Linked DNA regions of Homo sapiens: region 2 is linked to region 1. The links are chromatin loops, found by intact Hi-C in ENCODE. Cell type or tissue: PC-9. All regions are shown on one strand.

Region 1 (8,000 bases):
CTCTGGAGGAGACAGTTGTGAGAGGGAAGCGGGGGAGGTGGATGGATGAGGGAATGCCGGGAAAGCGCTGCACCGTTTCTCCTGGAAACACCCATCTGCCACCTCACACACGGGACACACAGGGTCAGGACTCTCACACACGTGGGACACCCAGGGTCAGGACTCGGAGGGGGCAAAGGACAGGGGTGCAGAGCAGCCTGCTACAGTAGGGTGTCCTACACAACCCAGGGCAGCTCCCCCAGAGGATGATCCCACACCAAATGTCCATAGTGCCAGGGTGGGGCAGCCCTGCTGCATGTCAACCATGTAGACATGTGGTGCTACTTAAATGCAGCAGGAAATAAACAGGAGACCACGGAGCACAGCCCTGAGGAGCAGCGGCAGCACAGTCCAGAGGGCAGAGGGCAAGGACGGTTGTGCAAAGGCCCTGCTTTGGAAGTTCCTGGAAGCCTTTTTGACTGAAGCATGGTGGGGAAGAGGGCTTTGAGCCGAAGCTGGTGCTGGAGGAAAGACCCATTCTCTAAGCATTCAGATCTCATTCCTAGGGCAGTGGGAAAACCTTGAAGGACATTAAAGGGGGTGACAGGACAGAAGGTGTGGTTTAAAGGAGCCCTCAGCTGTGGCCCCCAGCATGGGCAGGAGGCCAGGCAAGGATAGGAGTGGGAGGGTTCCAGGGAGTCCTGGAGGCGAAAGTGATGGACTCCAGTCCCTGGGCCTGGATGCAGGAAGTGAGGCAGCGCTGAGGAATGAAGAACAGCACCTGGCAGAGCTCCTGGGGGAGTAGGGAGGGCAGGGCAGGGGAGAAGAGAGGAGAGGAGGGGAGGGGAGAGCAGGGGAGAGGAGAGGAGGGGAGGGCAGGGGAGAAGAGAGGAGGGGAGGGGAGGGCAGGGGAGTAGAGAGGAGAGTGCAGGGGAGGGGAGATGACACCCCAGGCCACAGCCAGGGCTGCCAGGAAACATGGGAGCCCCAGGCAAACTGGAATTTCAGATAAACAAGAAGCATAAGCCTGTCTCATACAGTATCGGGAACATGCCTCAAAAACCACCGTTTCTCTGAGATGCAGATTTCGCAGGGCCTCCTGTCATTTGCTGCACCTGGCAGCCCCGTCCTCAGCAGCCACATGGGGTTCAGCGTTCCCCTTGGATTCTGAGGGGTGATGGTACGTAGACAGGAGTCTATGCAAATCAAGGGTTCAGAAAGAGGTATGGCCAAGAGAGGTGTTTCTGGCGGCAGCAGGGCCTGGCCTATGTCAAATCCTTGCTTGGAGGGGTGACCGGTGAGAGTGGGTAGAAACAGGCCCAGGCTCCTTGTGAGAGGCCAGAGAGGACGGCCAGGGAGGACAGAGAAGGAAACGGGCCCCAGGCACCACTGGGCACCTTGACATGATTGGTGGTGGAGGGAGGCAGATGGCAGGGTCCTTTGCAGGAGAGGCAGCGGCGAAAGCTGCCCTTAGGAGGCAGCGAGGAGGTGAAACCAGAGAGCATGCCTGTGTAGGTTTCCTCCAGTGCCTTATGGTTCTAAACACACAAACCTTTGATGCATCTGGAATTTACCTTAATTTCCTAGCAATTTTTATCAATGGCTCAATATTTGGGGGATTTTCATGGTAATTGCACTGAATGTATTAACTGGTCAGGGAGGATTACATCAAGACCACCGGCTCGAGAAACAGCAGTCTGTTCCTCCACCCCCACGTCTGCATCCAGGCCCTTCCACAGAGATCTCATTTCTCCTGCAGATGACTCATTCAGTGTCTAGGAATCCGGTGCTCTGTGGCCACTACCGAGAGTGGGATATTTTCCCCCATTTTATTTTCTAGCTGGTCATCGCTGGGCTAAGAGGAAGCTCCTCTTCTGTGTGTTTCTTTTGTGACTGTTGTCACCCTGTGCCTGTTTTTTATTTTAGTTTTTTTGCTTCCTGCTTGGTTCTTCAGGCCAGTCATAAGGTCACCCGTAACCTAGGGTGGTCCTACCACCTCTTAACAATTTTCCCTGTTTTGTTCTCCAGTCGTACTGTGTTGGAGAGTGACTCACTGCTGAGTAGGGGAGTGACAGCAGCTGCCTTCCTTTGCTGCTGGCGATGGCAATACAAGTGACCCTTGAACAACGCAGGGGTGGGGCGCCGAACCCCCACATGGTCAGAAATTCGAGTGTAGCTCTTGACTCCCCCAAAGCTTAACGACAGCCTACTATTGAGCAGAGGCCTTACTGATAACATTATCTGTGAGTTAACCCATATTTTGTATGTTACATGTATGTATACTGTATTCTTTTTTTTTTTTCTTTTTTTGAGACTGAGTCTCCCTCTTTTGCCCAGGCTGTAGTACAGTGGTGCGATCTTGGCTCACCACAACCTCCAACTCCCGGGTTCAAGTGTTTCTCCTGCCTCAGCCTCCCCAGTAGCTCAGATTATAGGTGCCCGCTACCATGCCCGGCAAATTTTTGTATTTTTGGTAGAGACGGGGTTTCACTATCTTGGCCAGGCTGGTCTCAAACTCCCAACCTCAAGTGATCCATGCATCTTGGCTTCCCGAAGTGCTGGGATTACAGGCGTGAGCCACTGTGCCCAGCCTATACTGTATTCTTATAATGAAGTAAGCTAGAGAAAAGAAAGTGTTATTAAGAAAATTAGACCCAGCATGGTATCTCACGCCTGTAATCCTTGCATTTTGGGAGGCCAAGGTGGGAGGATCGCTTGAGTCCAGGGGGTGGAGGTTGCAATGAACCAAGATCACACCACTGCAATCCAGCGTGGGCAATAGAGTGAGATCCCATCTCAAAAAAACCCACAGAAAATATATATACTTTTCATTAAGTGTAAGTGGATCATCCTAAGGTCTTCATGTTGAGGAGGCCAAGAAGGAGGAGCAAGAGGAGGGGTTGGTCTTGCTGTCTCAGTGGCGGCAGCGGCAGAAGAAAAGCTTCATGTAGGTGATCCACACAGTTCAGAGCCATGTGGTCAAGAGTTAACACCTTAAACCTTCTGTCTTTCTCCTTTGGGGCCAGATGCTTTTTTATTGTATTTTTGTGGGGGTGGGGGTGGGAGAGGGATGGAGAATGCATCTTCTTCCCGTGTGTAAAGTAAGCTTTTGTCCTGTGAAGGAAGAACCGTTCGATGTGACACAACAACCTGCCCAGCTGGACATTGTCTCAGTGCTGGCAGGCCGCTGGCACTGGCGAGGCTGTGACACAGGAGAAGTGGTCAGAGGCTGCGAACCTACCGTGTTTCTGGGATGAATGGAGCGTTTCCTCATTCCTGTGCAGCCTTTCGGCAGTCTCAGGTGTCTGTTGGCCACTGTTTGTTCTGAGTGTGGCTTCGTTCTTCCTGAGTGAGCTTGCTCTGTACTTTACCTTGGGAGTTTTATTACCAGCATTGGGTTTTCTTCCCAAGATACAGGTTGTGGACCCTTATTCTTTCCCTGTGTGCTAGGATAGTCAGGATGATGGAAATAAGCAGTTCCTTGAAGATCTAGAGGGTCTTCATTTTCACCTGCAAAACCACCGGGGCCAGGCTCCTTTTCATGGTGTAGAAAATTGGCAACCTTTTCAGTATCTTTCTGGTGTTAATTGGTCCCCTTGGGTTTTCTGTCTTTTTTTTTTTTTTTTGGATGGAGTCTTGCTCTGTCGCCCAGGCTGGAGTGCAGTGGAGCGATGTCAGCTCACTGCAACCTCCACCTCCCAAGTTCAAGTGATTCTCCTGCCTCAGTCTCTCAGGTAGCTGGGATTACTGGTGCCTGCCACCATGTCCAGCTAATTTTTGTATTTTTAGTAGAGATAGGGTTTCACCATGTTGGCCAGGCTGCTCTCGAACTCCTGGCCTTCGGTGATCCACCCACCTCAGCCTCTCAAAGTGCTGGGATTACAGGCATGAGCCACTGTGCCTGGCTGGGGTTTTCTGTGTCTTGTAGCAGTGATGTTGTTTTACATTTTCCTCTGAAGTTGTTCATTTTATCCACATATCATTATGTGAACAATTATTTTTCTAATTCCCTCTACATCTGTGAACATCTGTCCTTTTTAGTGCAATTTTGTGAATTTGTATTTTCATGTTATTTCTTGATCAGAATGGACAGTGGTTAATCTGTGATTGGTCTCTTCCCCACTGATTCCCTCCCCCCACCAAAAAAAAAAAACAAAAAAAAAAAAACAGTTCCTGAGTTTACTTACTCTACACTTTTTCTTGAATGCCTAACGCATTTCTTTTTGTTCTTTGCTGGCGTGGGAATGAAACGTCATCGGTTCTCTGCTTGGCAGCTTGGCTGGATCCCCTGAGTTTGCCTCTGCCTTGTGCTCATGGTTGATATTTTCTGGATTCTCTGTATTTGTGGTTTCTGTTTCCTCTTTAGCACGTGAATTGTTTGGAAGCAAGTTTTTACAAATCTCAGGGGCTCCGGCTTTTTGGTTTCTCTCCCGATACTCATTGCTAGTTTTATTGCACTGTGGTCGGGGGCAGAGCGGGAACCACAACCATGACTTAGTGTGCATTGCGGGTTCTTTCTTGGTCTTACAAATTTTTCGTGTTGTAAATGGCCCGTAAGCCCGTGGGAGGAGTGTGGCGTTTTTATGTATCCATCCCGGTCATCATATTAAATTTAATACTTAGGGCCTCCGTATCCCTATTTTCATCTTCTCCATCCATGCGCATTGTGTGAAAACCCTGCACTGCGTTTGTGATCCTGCCTGCTTTCCCTGGGCACGTGTTGCTGCGTGTTCACGCAGGGGAGAGGATGGGGAATTCCATATGTGACCCTGCCAGTCACAGCTGCATGGTGACTTCTTATAGCTCTGTCCCAGTCATTGCTTTTTTAATTTTAATTGCGGTAAAGTATACACCACATAAAATGTACCATCTTACCTATTTTTAAGTGTACAGTTCTATGCCACTAAGCACACTCACGCTGCTGTACAACCATCGCCACTATCCATCCCTAGAAGTTTTTTCATTTTGCAAAACTGAAACTCTGTCCCAGTTAAACACTAACCCCCTGCTGATTTACCACCTCCCCCAGCCCCTGGGACCCACGATTCTACTTTCTGTCTCTGACTACTCTAGGAACCTGTATTAGTGGAATCATACAGCATTTGTGACTGGCTCATTTCACTTAAGGTTCTTCCATGTCGTAGTGTGAATCAGAATTTCCTTCCTTTTGAAGGCCAAATAATATTCCACTGTTATGGATAGACCACACTGTGTTTATCCATTCATCCATGGACACGTGGGTTGCTTCCACTTCTGGCTGTTGTGAATCAGGCTGCTGTGAACATGGGTGTTCAGATATCTCTGTGAGACCCTGCTTCCAGTTCCTTTGGGCATATACCCAGGGCATATACCCCGGATCATTAGGTGGTTCTGTGTTTAATGTTTTGAGGAGCCGCCACAGCGTTTCCGCAGTGGCTGTGGCATCGTGCGTTCCCACCAGCAGTGCACAAGGCTCTGGTTCTCAGGGGCCGTGTGAGGCCACCTCTGCCATGCTGCAGGCTCCCCAGCACGCAGTGGGGAACCCAACCTTGGAGAGCCGAGCCGGGGAAGAAAAAGCGTCTCCACAGCCTTGGCAACACTTGTGATTTTGTTTTCGATGGTAGCCGTTCTAACGGGATTGAGGAGCCATTCGTTACTTCACAGGTGGACAGCAGCAGCTTTGTCGGGGACAACATTGTGGTTTCTCGTTGTCTAGTCTTTTGTCTGTGTCATGTCCCGCCACCCACCTTTTGGATGTTCCCCGGAGTCACTTAGCTCTTTGACCTGGTTTAACATCTGGTTTTCTTGTGGATTTTAATGTTGTTTACCAAATCCCAGGGCCTGCCCCGAGGGCCTGGTGACCCTGGGCAGGCCATTTCCCGTCCTGTGCAACTCTGATCTGCAGGATGGGGTGGTGTGGGAGCACCCATGTCCCTGCCTGAGGACTCTCCAGGCCTCCGTGGGGGCGGTAGCAGGGCCTGGCCCATGCGGCGCGCTGGTGCTGCTCACCCGCCTTTCTGGCTTTAAGAAGTATGCTTGGAGCTCATCTAACATCTTATTTTCCATTTTCTGTTTCTTAATACTTACAGAGGCTTCCGACTTTTTCTCCAGGTCTGTATTTTCCTTGTTCTTCTCTGGTAATTTGGAAGGTAGACAGTCAGTTTTTAGTTCAACCTGTGTTTTATTTTATGACTTAAAAAAATGAGGATTTCTTGGCTTGTCAACTTCAGAAATGAAGAGTGCCGGTTGACAATGTGTAGAGTTTTACTGAATGGCAGTCGGGGGCAGGACCAAGGCTGGGGAGGAGGATGGAGGGTACTGTGTGCAGTCAGGGGTCTCCCACCAGGTTCCTAAGGTTGGAGGTGAGGCTGGAGGCTGCCACAGTTATCCAAGTGAGGACTCGGAAGGGCCTGGGCATTTCCAGTAAGAGTGAGCAACACGGATGCAAGAGAGGGACAAAGAACTGTGCACAGCAACCCCATCCAGCACAAAGCAGGCACTTCGTGGGGGTAGAGGCTCTGAGCCCGAGAGAGGGGACAGTGGGCTGGAATGCAGTGCTTTGCTGTCTTTGAGGACCAAAATCAGATGACAGGTGGAGGAGAATCTACTTGGTGGAGGCTTTGGCGGGGTAAGCGGCTGTGTGGGTGGGAGAGGAACAACCCGGCCCTGGCCCACGGCCCCGAGGACCTTTCCTCTTCTCGCAACCGCCCCTGCACTGGCTGCTCAGAGGTGTCAGTGGATGGCGGGAGTTTCTCAGCCTGGACTTGAGAAGTTGGAATGAGAGGGTCTTGCCAGAGAAAGGAGAGCACCTTGGGGCTTCAGCCAGCTGACCCCTAGAGAGACAGGACTTTAGACAGAGCAGGGGCAGGGAGAGGAGGAGCTCAGACAGCTGAGTGCTTTCACTCTAGAGGATGTCAAGTTTGACCTGGAGGGAAGCAATGGGGAGATATCCCAGCCACACAGGAAACGCCAGGCCATGGTTGACACCTCACGCAGGCACTCGCATGCCTGAAACGGACCAGGCCATGCAGGGAGCAGATGCTCACCGGGGACAGAGGCCTCGCAACCCACCAGGGACAGATCGTGGCAACTGAAGGGGCCCTGTTCAGGAGAGCTAGATGTCAGGGAGGCAGCAGCAGGCGTTCCTATGGGCTGGGGAGCTCTGGGTTCCTCCACCGCCCCCCGACCCCAACTCCCTTGGGCCCTGGGCACTTCTACCCTCTGGGACAGTCGTCCCCAACTCTCTTGGTCCTGCCCCCGCCAGTAAAATAATCTGGACACGCTCCTCCAGGATTTGCTTATAAATTAGACCCCTGTGCCACTGCGCTATGTGTTCTAAAATGTATGCAAAAATAGGCTTCTTTAAGCCCAGGAAGTCAAGGCTGCAGCGAGCCAAGAGAGCGCCAGTGCACTCCAACCTAGGCAGCAGAGTGAGACCCTGTCTCCAAAAAAGGAAGAAAGAAAACCACTAGATACGGTGATGGTTGTACACCTTAGTGAATTTACTAACAATCATTGAATTGTCTATGTAAAATGGGTGAATTTGTGGTATATAAATTATACTTCAATAAAGGCGTGTTTTAGAAGAGAAAAAATATAGGCTTCTTTGAAAGGAGGGATGCTGAGAATAGTTTACTACAGTCACGACCATCTTTCCACCCTCCTGCGATGGTATCGTCCATGCCTTAAGGATGTTAGGGGTTCTTAGCGGGGGCTTCAGGATTGAGTATGGATCGAGCCTGCGCTTAGATGGACGATGCCAGCCCCTCAGCCAAGGAGGGCCTGGCACGGGGAGGAGAGGCGGCTCGGCAGCCTATTCTCGGCCTGCCCTGGTGCTGCCGGGGGCACCTCGTGCTCTATCCAGTCCATGCCCCTTTGCCAAAGTCGTCCACTCAGTGACGGTGATGATGGCCACACATCCACTCTCCCAGGGCCCCTGTGCTCTTGGGCATTAGTGTGGGGTGGCCAGGTGACTGCCCAGGTCGTGGGACTCACGCGTGCCCAGTGAGAGCCCCCGAAGCCTCTCCTGGGAAGCCTGAGGG
Region 2 (8,000 bases), 54 kb after region 1:
CCCTGGCATTAGATCAGCCTTGGCAGGTTCTGAGTCTTTTTTTTTTTTTTTTTTTTTTTTTTAGACGGAGTCTCGCTCTGTCTCCCAGGCTGGAGTGCAGTGGTGCGATCTCCGCTCGCTGCAACCTCCACCTCCCAGGTTCAAGCAATTCTCCTACCTCAGCCTCCCAAGTAGCTGGGATCACAGGCGCCCACTACCATACCTGGCTAATTTTTACATTTTTAGTAGAGACGGGGTTTCACCATGTTGGCCAGGCTGGTCTTGAACTCCTGACAAGTGGTCCACCCACCTCGCCCTCCCACAGTGCTGAGATTACAGACATGAGCCACGATGCCCAGCAGGTTCTGATCTTGACTGGACCCCTTTTTAGCTGAGTGACTTTGAGCAAACTTTTCATCTTTCTGATAATTTTGTGTGCATGGAAAAGATGACTTAGCATTGGTCACATGCCCTATTCCAAGGATGGTGTTTGAGCTCCAAAGAGCAGGCCACCTGCCAGAGGACCCGTATTTTTTGGGGACAGGGATGAGAATGGGCAAGAAGAGAGCAGATGTAGGCTGGGAGCCTTGAGAACGGGAGAGGAAAGAGGTTTCAAGACATTTTTCTCTAGATTGTGAACATAATTGCACTTTGGTTCCCCCTAGAACAAATTTAAGAAGGACCTAAATTGCTTTTCAAGGCTATTTTAGGAAGTGAACTTGGATCTGACTTTGTTTTTTTTCTTCCTGGGCCTGTGCGGAGGTGGACCATGGGTGCCCATCTTTATTTGGGTTACAAAAATGTGAAGGGGGTGCAGAGGAACAGCGGGAAGAGAGCAGCCCTCCAAAGCATCCCTCTCTGCCCCACCCCAGCCACAATCCTTGGGCCTGGGGACAGTGCTCATGCCCCCACGTGAATCGCTTCCCCACAGACACTCTGACAGGAGGCCGGGGAAGTTTGCTTCCTGTTTTCTGGGGGCAGGGCGGGAGGCAGACAGGGGTGACTGGAGGTGCATGTCCATGACAGGTGGCAGCTGCTTTCCATCCCCAGTGCATCCTGCCATGAGAGCACCTACATCCCAGCCCTGCCCCTGCCACCTAAGATCTCTTCTTACAAGAAGCAGTGCCACCTTTAAAATGTTTCAAATGGTCAGGCCGGGTGCAATGGCTCCCACTTGTAATCCCAGTACTTTGGGAGGCTGAGGAGAGCAGATTGCTTGAGCTCAGGAGTTCGAGACCAGGCTGGGCAACACGACGAAACCCCATCTCTACCAAAAATACAAAAACTTAACCAGGTATGGTGGCGCACACCTGTGGTCCCAGCTACTCTGGAGGCTGAGGTGGGAGGATCACTTAAGCCTGGAGGTGGGAGGCTGCAGCAAGCCAAAATCATGCCACCGCACTCCAGTGTGGGTGACGGAGCAAGACCCCATCTCAAAAAAAAAGTTTCAGATGGTCATAGGTGTGAAAGTATATAATGTAAATAAAATGTTTTAAAAAACAATATTTTTAAAAGTTGTAGCATAGAAGTGATGGCACCAAGCTGCCTTAGTTGAAACCAAATCCTGGCTGTGCCGATTAAAAATGGTGAGGCAGGCTGGGCACAGTGGCTCACGCCTGTCATCCCAGCACTTTGGGAGGCTGAGGCTGAGGCTGGAGGATCACTTGAGCCCAGGAGTTTGAGACCAGCCTAGGCAACATAGTGAGACCTCATCTCTACAAAAAAATTTAAAAAATTAGCTGGGTGTGGTGGCATGTGCCTGTAGTCCCAGCTACTCAGGAGGCTGTGGGGGAGGATCGCTTGGGCTGGGGAGGCAGTAAGCCATGATCACACCACTGCACTCCAGCCTGGGTGACAGAATAAGACCCCATGTCAAAAAAAAAAAAAAAGAAAGGAAGGAAGAAAGGCGAGGCAAGCTCCTCAACCCTCTGGGCTTCAGTGTCATCGCCTGCAGAGTGCTGGCCATGGACACTTCAGGGACTCACAGTGAAGACAGCCCTTGGCCATGTGGCAGGCACATGGCAAACGCTGCTAACCGGGGCCATAGTGATTCACTTTCACAGCAGGGCTGGGAGCTGTGGCTGCACGTGCACGTGAACACATGTGGGTAAATGCTCCCGTCTCTCAGTGTTCCCAGCCCTTCTGCACAGAAGGTCGGGTGAGTCAAAAGGAGAATAATCGGTGATCATAATGATAGGAAACGATCGAGTTTGGGGATTGTCTCCTCCTCCTCGGGCTCGGCTGAGGATAAAGCAGTGCAGTCGGAGTCTGCCCAAGCTGCTGCTATAACAGGCTGGGGACTTAAACAACAGAAGTGCGTTTCTCGCAGCTGTGGAGGCTGGAAGCCTGAGATCAAGGGGTCGGCAGGGTTGGTTCCTTCTGATGCCTCTCTTCTTGGCTTGTCATTTCCTCCCTGCCTCATATGGTCGTCTTTCTGTGCCTGCATCCTAATCTTTTTTTTTTCTTTTGAGACAGGGTCTCGCCCAGTCACCTAGGCTGGAGTGCAGTGGCGCAATCTCCGCTCGCTGCAGCCCCCACCTCCCGGGTTCAAGCAATTCTCCCACCTCAGCCTCCCAAGTAGCTGGGATTACAGGTGTGTGCCACCACGCTTGACTAATTTTTGTATTTTTAATAGAGATGGGGTTTCACCATGTTGGCCAGGCTGGTCTTGAACCCTTGACCTCAGGTGATCCACCCATATTGGCCTCCCAAAGTGCTGGGATTACAGGCATGAGCCACTGCACCTGGCCCTAATCTTCTCTTCTTATAAGGGCACAGTCACATTGGGTTAGGGCCCACCCAGTGACCTCATTTAACCTTAGTCACCTCTGTAAAGACCCTGGGTCCAAACCCAGTCACATTCTGAGGTACTGCTGGTTAGGACTTCAAGATGTGAAGTCACATTCTGAGGCAAGGACACAACTCAGCCAGGACAAGAGCCACTTCCCCAACCATAAAAGTGTCACCCAGGGCAGTGGGCTTTTCTACCTGACCCAACACAGCCAATTTAAGCTGGAATGGAATTAAAGTGTTGTAATTCACGTGAAAAGTCATGGAAAACGGCACTGCAGTAAGGCATTGGCTACGGAAACATCACAAGATTGAATAAAGACCTGCTTTGCATCAACGCACATCATGGCACGTTCTCATTGTGGGAAAATGTGGTTTAATGAGGGAGACACGGGGAGGGGCAGAAGACCTCAGGGAGATTCCAAAGAGGATTCCCAAGCAGGTGCATTCACGGGCATTGGTGAAAGGCAGCAGGGGCTTGTCATCCCGCTTCTGAAAAATGGGCAACTCTCCACTGATGCCTGTGTTCCCCCATGGGGGAGAGTGGGGGTGGAGAGGGCAGGACCGCCAAACCAGCCTGCCGGGGAAGGTGGGGGACAAGGGCAGGAGTGCAGCCTGGGCCTGCTTCCTGAGGCCAACAGATGCCACCCCTGCAATCCCAGCACTTTGGGAGGTCGAAGTGGGCAGATCGCCTGAGGCCAGGAGTTTGAGATCAGCCTGGGCAACACAGTGAGATCCTGTCCCTACTAAAAAAATTTTTTAAAATTGAGAGAGAGACAGATGTCTGCCGGCCAGCCTCACACAGCGGGCCAGGCCGGAGAAAGCAATGGAGGAACAGAAAGGCCCTGAGCCCCTATGAAGGGGCCCATCCCTGACCTCTGCTCTCCTAGTCTTCATCAGCCTGGAGGTTATGTCCATTTTGCAGTTAAGGAGATTGAGGCACAGGCAGGTGACAACACATGCCCAGTGTCCCTGAGCGCGGGTACTAGAGCCGGAATTGGAAGCCAGCTCTCCGACTCCAGGGCCCCCAGTTCGCTAATGAGTCTCTGCTGCCCTCAGCACAGGAGAGGGTACAACCATCAGGAGCTGGGATTGGAGGAGGGGAGGGCAAGGGAGGCTGTCTGCCTCCAGCCACGTGTGCACTCAGGTGACTCACACCTGAGTGTTTGCAACTCCGGGTACCATAAACCCAGTGGGCCACCCTCTGTGTGACTCATGCCCCCTCCTGCCCAAGTTCTCCCGGGGCCACCCCTGCCCTGGAGGAGTGCCCAACACAGCAGCTGTCATGGCCGATCTCCTGGGAAACCCACCTGGCAGAGCCCAGCCCAGGGAGCCCCACGGGATGCTCTGGTTCTCCTCAGCACTCTCTCTGGCCGATCAGGTTCAAGGACAGCTCTCAGTCTTACCCGGGAGAAGAAACTGGGGCACCTCCTGTTTTCTCCGCTCTGCGTCTCAGCAGGGTTTGCTGAAAGGAGAGCTGCGTCTGCAAGTCCTGCACCTGTTTTGTAAGCCTCACCTGTGCTTCCTGGGGATGGAGTCCTGCCCTGGCCCGCTGTTCCCCAGGAAGGCTGGCAAGCTCAGCCCCCCAGCCAGGACAAGTTGTGGGAAAACCCTGGGAACATAAGGCCACCCAGCTGAGTGAGGAATCTCTGTGTGTCCCCAGAGCACAGCTCAGTCCCCAGCCCATCACAAGCTGGCCCCACGGGCAGAGCACCCTCCCACAGCCCCACTGCCCCTGCTGTCACGTTCCTGCAGCCCTGCAGCCCACCCAAGACTGCCAGGGGACCCTCCTTTCCTCCCAGCCCCCTGATTTTTAATTAAAAAACAATGATTTCCCAAACTGGTACCAATAAGCAGTGAATTCCTGTTGACGAGTTTGGAGGGGACTTTCCTAGTTCATAGAGTCCACGGTTTTAAAAAGATCACTGCTGTCTAGTTTTCCGGTCCTGGCCCCGTGGAAGGTCACGCGCAGCTGAAAATAATTTTCTGGATCAGGAAACAGGCCAGACTGACGCGTGCCCAGGCGGTTCCCTTGCTGGCCGTGGAAGACATCTGGCGGACACCTGGCTGCAGAGGCTCGACTTGGAGTCCAGCTGGGGCTCAACTAGGCTCGCTGGAGGGCAGGGGACCCTGGAAAGAAAACAGGGGCGCAGCTTGCCCTGTGGACCCGGGGCTGCCCAGCGCGATGACACGGGACCGCACGGCCCGCAGGACCCCAGACGCCCGCTAGGGGCGCGCGCGAGCCAGGGGAGCCACGAGGGCCCTGCGGGGAGCGAGCCCGGCAGCCCCGCCCAGGACGCCATGAGTTCTCCTGCTCTTACTCCCCTCCCTTTTTTTCTATCTTTTGTTTTTCTTCTTTTCTTTTCTTTTCTTTTCTTTTCTTTTCTTTTCTTTTCTTTTCTTTTCTTTTCTTTTCTTTTCTTTTCTTTTCTCTCTCTTCTCCTTTTTTTCCCTTTCCTTTCCTTTTTCTCCTTTTCTTTTAAACAAAAAGCATAGTCACATGTACAGCACAGAACAGCCAAAGAACATCTAATGCCTAGCACGTGGTACTGAAAAAAACTATTCATTGGCGTCATTAATTGTAAATAAATGTGACATACACTTCATCAGCCAATCCTCTATTGTTAGACATGAAGCTTGTTACCAATTTCCCCCTATTTCTTGTCACCTTCTTTTATTATACAAGTACATTGTAGAAAACACAGGTAAAAAAGGCCGGGCGCGGTGGCTCACACTTGTAATCCCAGTACTTTGGGGGCCAAGGCGGGCAGATCGCGAGGTCAGGAGATCGAGACCAGACTGGCCAACACGGTGAAATCTCGTCTCTACTAAAAACACAAAAATTACCTGGGCATGGTGGCATGCGCCATGTAGCCTGTAATCCCAGCTACGCGGGAGGCTGAGGCAGGAGAATCGTTTGAACCCTGGAAGCCGAGGTTGCCGTGAGCCGAGATTGCGCCATTGCACTCCAGTGCAGACAGAGCGAAACTCGGTCTCAAAAAACAAAGCAAAAAGAATAAAAAGCAAATGCAGGTAAACAAACCGTCTTAATTCCAACCATTCAGATAATCTTTAACATACATTTTGGCATTAATTTATACTTAAGTACATAGATGATAGACAGATAGATGCTTGTATTAAAAAAAAAAAAGGGGGGGCTTGCTGGGCGCGGTGGCTACACCTGTAATCCCAGCACTCTGGGAGGCTGAAGTGGGCAGATCACTTGAGTTCAGGAGTTCGAGACCAACCTAGCCAATATGATGAAACCCCGTCTCTACTAAAAATGCAAAAATTAGCTGGGTCTGGTGGTGCATGCCTGTAGTCCCATCTACTCAGGAGGCTGAGGTGAGAGAATCGCTGGAACCCAGGAGGCAGAATTCGCAGTGAGCCAAGATTGTGACACTGCACTGCAGCCTGGGCAACAGAGGGAGACTCTGTTTCAAAAATAATAATAATTATTAATTAATTAATTAAAATGGCCTCATACTCTTTTGTAAATGGCTTTATCAATTTAAAAATTACTTTTTTTAGAAAATGACTACACATTTTTTATAAGCTCTGAAGGGCAGGGGTTTCATCTGTTTGTTTACATTTTTATTAATTACTTTTTTTTTGAGACAGAGTCTCACTCTGTCACCCTGGCTGGAGTGCAGTGGCACTATCTCGGCTCACTGCAACCTCCACCTCCCGGGTTCATGCAATTCTCCTGCCTCAGCCTCCCAAGTAGCTGGGATTATAGGCGCCTGCCACCACGCCCGGCTAACTTTCGTATTTTTAGTAGAGACAGGGTTTCACCTTCTTGGCCAGGCTGGTTTCCAACTCCTGACCTCAAGCGATCCGCCCGCCTTGGACTCCCAAAGTGCTGGGATTACAGGTGTGAGCCACTGTGCCTGGCCTGTTTTGTTTATTGCTATTTATAAATAACGCTCTGATGTGCACTTCCATAATACAAATGTTTAGAAATAGAATATTTGGGTCAAGGAGATCCCTAGGCTCTGCGTAGCTGTTGCCATATCCCTCGCGCATGTTTGCATCTCCCCGACACACCAGTATTGATGCAAGTTTCTGCTTACTCCAGTACTTTAGCCAGAACTTTAGCCAGAACTGGGTATTAACTTTAACAGCTGGATCAGGAAAAGATGCTCCCAACTGCAGTTTTCATTACACACATCTGATTACAGCAAGGCCAATGTTTTCCCCACGGGTGTGGTCATAGGAAGTCTTCTTTGGTGAATTACTGCACAGGCCTGTGGCCCATGTATAAGTTATGACACTCTTCATAACAGCAGTCTGCCCCCGCAAGTTTAGGAACTTATGCACAAAAGGCCCCTGTTTTCTTGAGTATTTTCGCATGCATATTCATAAGCCAGTCTGTAGTCATTTTGCAGGGAAGGAGTCTATTTTGATCAGGCTAATTGTTTTGTATTTTTAGTAGAGATGGGGTTTCACCATGTTGGCCAGGTTGGTTTCAAACTCCTGGACTCAAATGATCCACCCACCTCGGCCTCCCAAAGTGCTGGGATTATAAGCGTGAGCCACCTCGCCTGGTCAAGAATGTATATTCTACCTCACACCATATGTGAAAATTAACTTGAAATGGGTCAAAGGCCTAGATGTAAGTTTAAAACTCTTAGAAGGAAACATAGGTATAAATCTTCATGACCTTGGGTCAGGCAATGGTTTCTTAAGTATGAAACCACAAGCACAAGCCACAAAAGGAACAAATAGATAAATTGGACTTCATCAAAACTTAAAACTTTTTTGCATCAAATGACTCCATCAAGAGAGTATTTCTGTGCAGCTGCTGAGGCAGAAAGAAAAAGAAAGTAAAAAGGCCAGGTGCAGTGGCTCACACCTGTAATCCCAGCACTTTGGGAGGCCGAGGCAGGCAGATTGCTTGAGCTCAGGGGTTTGAGACCAGCCTTGGTAACATGGTGAAACCCCATATCTACAAAAAATACAAAAATTAACCGGGCGTGGTAATGTGTGCTTGTAGTCTTAGCTACTCGGGAGGCTGAGGTGGATCACCTAAGCCCTGGAGGCGGAGGTTGCAGTGAGCCAAGATTACTCCATTGCATTCCAGCCTGGATGACAGAGTGAGACCCTGTCTCAAAAAAAAAAAATTATATATATATATATATATATATATATATATATATATGCCAGCACTCCTCAAAACTGTCAAGATCATAAAAACAAAAGAAGTCTGAAAAACTGTCACAGCCAAGAGG

The links. Hi-C counts contacts between places; a loop is a spot of excess contacts. Peaks named below come from ENCODE experiments on the same cell type or tissue, not always from the same donor. Only the 100,000 strongest peaks of a DNase experiment are listed, where the experiment ranks them.
Region 2: it touches region 1 in a loop (2.9-fold over the local background); 23 of 110 quality-filtered maps call a loop at or near these places.

The regions. Positions count from the first base shown.
Region 1 is chr2:237,864,458-237,872,457 of GRCh38, forward strand. The region is part of intron 1 of RAMP1 (receptor activity modifying protein 1); the gene reads left to right. It overlaps LOC124900521 (small nucleolar RNA SNORD55/SNORD39), which reads left to right and starts at 5,447; the gene lies at 5,447-5,525. In PC-9, no CTCF peak of the experiment used is centred here; DNase peaks (open chromatin) are centred at 714, 1,044, 1,984 and 3,214; H3K4me3 peaks cover 1,540 bases; H3K27ac peaks cover 4,842 bases.
Region 2 is chr2:237,918,824-237,926,823 of GRCh38, forward strand. LOC105373960 (a long non-coding RNA gene) reads right to left here. Exons shown (of 3, transcript XR_924046.3): 2 at 4,617-4,899; 3 at 4,063-4,234. Among named protein-coding and RNA genes, the nearest start is that of UBE2F-SCLY, 44 kb to the right of the region's middle. RefSeq lists a silencer at 4,900-5,109. In PC-9, no CTCF peak of the experiment used is centred here; a DNase peak (open chromatin) is centred at 3,968.